2 separate regions of the Mus musculus genome follow, and region 2 is linked to region 1. The links are chromatin loops, found by intact Hi-C in ENCODE. Cell type or tissue: heart. All regions are shown on one strand.

What was found. Hi-C counts contacts between places; a loop is a spot of excess contacts. Peaks named below come from ENCODE experiments on the same cell type or tissue, not always from the same donor. Only the 100,000 strongest peaks of a DNase experiment are listed, where the experiment ranks them.
Region 2: a loop joins it to region 1, with 2.7 times the contacts of the local background. A loop is called at or near these places in 2 of 42 quality-filtered maps.

What each region holds. Positions count from the first base shown.
Region 1 is chr1:90,489,163-90,491,662 of GRCm38, reverse strand. All of the region lies in intron 1 of Gm28722 (a long non-coding RNA gene), which reads left to right. Among named protein-coding and RNA genes, the nearest start is that of Gm28722, 14 kb to the left of the region's middle. In heart, no CTCF peak of the experiment used is centred here; a DNase peak (open chromatin) is centred at 1,132; H3K27ac peaks cover 537 bases.
Region 2 is chr1:90,158,599-90,161,098 of GRCm38, reverse strand. It overlaps 4930434B07Rik (a long non-coding RNA gene), which reads right to left. Exons shown (of 4, transcript XR_878374.2): 4 at 1,644-2,026. Among named protein-coding and RNA genes, the nearest start is that of 4930434B07Rik, 6.4 kb to the right of the region's middle. In heart, a CTCF peak has its summit at 949 (motif pointing right); no DNase peak of the experiment used is centred here; H3K27me3 peaks cover 711 bases.

The DNA.
Region 1 (2,500 bases):
CTCATGAAAACTGGAATTTTGCTTTGTCACTGTCCCTACAACTGGTCAGCACTGAGTGTCATGAATGAAGCCGTTGACAGGCAGGCGGGTGCACCACCTACATACTGATGAACTACATTATGTTAATGTAAAATCAACCACTATACTGTACCCATTTTAATTAAATACAGAGAGAATAATCTGTTTCATCATTGTTTTCTTTAAAGACACTTTCTTATCCTAAACTATTTACATAAAAGGTAGAAATGAGATCAATTCAATAGACTGTTCCAAACAAATGGGCTATCTTTAGGAGGTGTTCATCTTTTTGGAAATTCCATATTTTGACATGACTAAGCCTATCTACCTTTGTCTTGTTAATTTTCTACCTCTTTTGATCTTAGAGTGTGCACTGGTTTGAATGAGAATGTCCCCCAAAGGCTCTGGCATGAAGATTCCAGTGGTTGATACTAGAGCTGACCCACAGCCCCCTGGGCTGGGTGTTTCCATTCTCTGGGAAGATGGACGTAGAAGGGATCCTACCACAAGCTTTACCATCACAACACCCCATGAGATAGTAGGGTTTGGTCTCTGAGTTAACTCTGTACATCAAAAAAAAAAAAAAAATGATATGTAGTGAGTGCTCATTACCACTCAGTCACTGGGCTGAGTACATGGGATAGAGGCATGGTAAGAAAGAATTTCTGACAGGGAAGAAGACCACAGCACCATAATCATCATCATCATCGTCATCATCACCATCACCACACACACACACACACACACACAGTTATGTCCTGTTTACTGTCTAGCCCTGAACTTTTGGGTATAGCTTTAGAGAAGGGAGGATTGTTACTCTAACAACTAGCCTCATGCCAAAGATGGATGAACAAGACCTAAAGAGATCAGCTGATCTCTTCAGGGAGACAAATCCTGGTAGAATTGTCCCAAGGCTGACATGTAGGTCCTCACTAGTTCTTGCCTGGTTTGAGGGTCCAGCTCAAGGCTGGCCCTGAGTGTCAGAGCGCTGTGCTTGGTAGGGAGTTGCTGGAGTTGGAGTTGGTAACCTCACGCTTCCTGTATCTAGTTCCTTGCTGGAACACCGTGCTGGTTCCGACACACCTTTCCTGATGCGTGTGAGTCTTATCTCACATCCTGTGAGACAATAGCTGGCGTGTGGCTGCCAGATTACCAAAGGGTCGGTTTCTATAAACAAAATCCATCAGCCTTGCTCCGTCCTGCCACGAGAGCTGACTTCAGGGAAATTTTGTGGTCAATCAAAGTTTGTGACACTCAACAGACAGGACTGTGATTGCATTTATAGACGTCCTTGATCTCTGGGTGTGTACTTGGTTTCCTGGCTATATCTGGCCTGGCACGATTGTGCTTGCATGTTCCTGGTATCTGGTCTCTCTCATCCGGTCAATAGGATCCTAATTTTAATTAGGGTATCCATCATCTTCTATCTCTAAATGTATGTTATAATATGAATGGGACACACTCAACCCAGACCAATTATATAGACATTTGAACATCAACACAAATGCTAAAAGGCCAGACATTGGCTGGGCTCCTTCAATGGGAAATGTCCATGATACAATCCCAGACACCCATTCTCTATCATAAATTCTTATACATAAAGAATAACTATTGCTTCAAAAATAGAGGAGTTTTAATGTTACTGAAACAAAAAATTTTGTGAAACAAGTTATTTTTTATGTATATGTATACATTTTCTGTCATCTATACATGTACATATGTATATAGGCATCTACCTATCTACCTTCTTATACAACACACACACACACACACACACACACACACACACACACACACACTTCCTCTTCCCATTGTACTTTATCTACCCATATTCCATTAATACCACTCAAGGGCAGGCCACAGGCTTCCAATTCCCTGAGATGGTGTACTAACACCAGCTTTGGGTAATCAGAGTGCATCATGGGAGCAGAATGATGGACACCCGTGATGCCTAGTTTAACTGTCAATTTGACAAAACCTACAGTCACCTATGAGGGATCGTTTAGATCAGGTTGGCCTGTGCGCATGTCTGTGGCAGACTGTCTTGATTACTCAGCTGCTCTGGGTAGACCCAGCCTGATAGTAAGCATGCTACTTCACGGCTTTATGCTGAAGAGTGTGGAGAAAAAGAAAAGAGCAGAGGAAGCTAGCTAAGGACCAGTCTGCTGGATTCACTTCTCTCTGCTCTCAACTGTGGACATGATTAGCCGTAGAAGTTCCCGCTGCCTTGACTTCCCCACAATGGAGGACTTCAACCCGGAATTGTAGGCTGAAATCAATGCCATTTCTCTGCTAAGTTGCTTTGTGTTGCAGTATCTTACCATAGCAACAGAAATGAAACTAGAACAAACAACTGTCCTCCCTGTGCAGCCAACTCTGCTCTCCTAGAGCTCTCTTTAAATCTCACCAGACATGAGATTTAAAGGATGTTGAGGTGGGCAGCCCTAGGCATTGAGGGGGTGGGGCATGGTTGGGTGGAGGT
Region 2 (2,500 bases), 330 kb after region 1:
GACTTCAGACATCAACCTCAGGCCTCCACGTGCACGGCCACATATGTATACACTCGTGCATATGTGCCCCCCTACACACACACACACACACACACACACACACACACACACACACACAGTTGGTTCTAAGGAGAACCTTAGACGCCACATAGCTTTTAGGCTTACCTAACTCCCAGCCGAAGGCAGGTTCAAATTTGCATTCAGTGCCTTCCTGTGAGTGAGTATCTGTTTAATCCCCACAACTGCCTGAGGAGAGTCAGAAGTCCCCCTGTCACAAACTGTAACTCCCTGGGTACCTTGTGGGCTAATGGGAAGAGGTTGTCTGTGGTTGTCTCTCTTGTAATCTTGGTGAGGGTCCCATCAGCACATGCCTTAACAAATCCACATTAGTAAAACATGGCTGTTACTCTGGTCCAGATACAAATTACAAATGTCACAAACCCATCTTGCATCCACTTCTTCTGTATGGACTTGACGTCTACTACAAAAGTGGCCCACGACAGCAGACAGCTCTGCAGCTGTCATCTTGAAACGCTCCTCTCTGAAGAATGACATTTCCAACTCCGGAGCACAGAAGTGTTTCTTACATCTCGGTTTGGAGGAGCAGGGCCTTCCAATTCCGAGTGAACTTCAGGTACCTCAGCTTTCATCTAGCCTGGTGCTCGTCTCTTTCTGCAGCCTACCTGAGCAGCGAGCTGGACAGAATCAAAGTCAACCGGAAACTCCCCGCTTTCTTCTCGCAGGGCCTTGAAGTGCCCATCAAACGCTGACTGGATCCGGAAGTACTGTTCGACTCCCGCGCTCCAGACTCCCGCACAGCCTGAGGAAACTCAGCTCCACGGACTCTACTCCTCCTGCATAGGTTCAGCGAGGGAAGGGAGGAACTTTGCAGACTCAGAGGAGTCTGGGAGAGTTTGTCCCTGAAAGTGTTCCCCTGCCCGGATGACTCCTGAATTGCAAGGATGGACCAGCTGGTGGCGCTGTTTTCAGAGGCTGTGGTGGGAAACTTAGCAGCCACTGGAAGCAGGTAACTGATTATGGGTCCTTGGGGGACTGGACTTTTCTCTACTTCCAGGACTCCGTGAGCAAGCAGCCCTGCTTCACTCAATGTCCCCACCGTGATGGACACACTCCTCTGAAACCGGGAGTCAACGGGAACCTTTCTTCCTTTTACATAGCTGACACTGAGTGCATCTTCGAAACCATGAGGGTCAGGTGATCACTCTGATGTAAACACACAACGCCACACAGTTTTACCAACACACAGCAGTTTAAAAAACAAAAACAAAAACTGGAGAGTGTCTGTGCTCAGTAATTAAGAGTATATGCTGCTCTTTCAGAGAACCCAAGCTCAGCTCTAACTACCACACCAGGCAGAGCACAACTGCCCCTAATAACAGCTCCAGGAGGTCTGACGCCCTCTTCTGGCCTCTTCAGGCACTGCCCTCATATGCACACCCACACACAAACACACACCCATACACATATTAAAATCAAATTAATCCCCTTTTTAAAAATCTATCAAGAGATACACCACCATGGACTTGGAGTGACACAAAGGACCTGTAGAGGCAGACTGGGGTTCAAAGGTGTTACTGGCATCAATTCAAGATGGAAGAACAGGGTCTGGACGTGTTGCTTGACCATAGTTTTATTCCTGTTAATTAAACATCCAATTTATAACATCTCTTCCTGTCATAGGACTTACTTTCTAATAGCAAATATTATGAAATGCTAACGGGGAATAAGCCATGTCCTGTGCCATGCAGAATAATGAGCAGGGATATTATAGGAAATGTGCGATGCAATGGGGTAAAGAAAGGACACAACTTCCCGCTCGATGTCCCTGAAGAGATGTGACGTGTGGGTGTGGTCTTCCTGGCACACAGCTGCAGTCTTACAGAAAACCTCCCGGAGTTACCCAAAGTGCACACTGTGGCTTAGGTCCATGGGTTCCTTCAGGGCTAAGTCTCATCACCAGAACACTCAGAGCAGGTATCTTTGTGCTGAGGGAGCACAGGGGGTCCTGGAAAAGAGAGAAGTCTGTATTCAAAAGGTGCTTCCTGATACAGTTTTAAAATCAAGGGTTTTAGGGGATGGAGAGATGGCTCAGTGTTTAAGAGCACTGGCTGCTTTTCCAGAGGACCTAGGTGTGGTTCCTAGCACCCATAGGACAGCTTACAGCCTCTGTAGCTCCAGTTCCAGAGGATGCTACACCCTTTTCTGGCCTCTCTGGGTACTGTACACATGTTTTACATAGATATACATTGAGGCAAATGTCCATACAAATACAATGAAAATAAACATTTTCAAAGTTGTCAGTTTTATCATGGTAAATGCACAAGTCCACAGCATCAAGTGAATTCCCTGGGTTGCACAGGTGCCTCTGTAGTTGCGAAGTGTTGTTGCATGTCTTACGCCTCATAGAACACCCTCACCCTTCCCCAGATCCTTCCCCAGTCCATAGTGACTTCTAATCCTTCTCTGTGAATTTATGTAT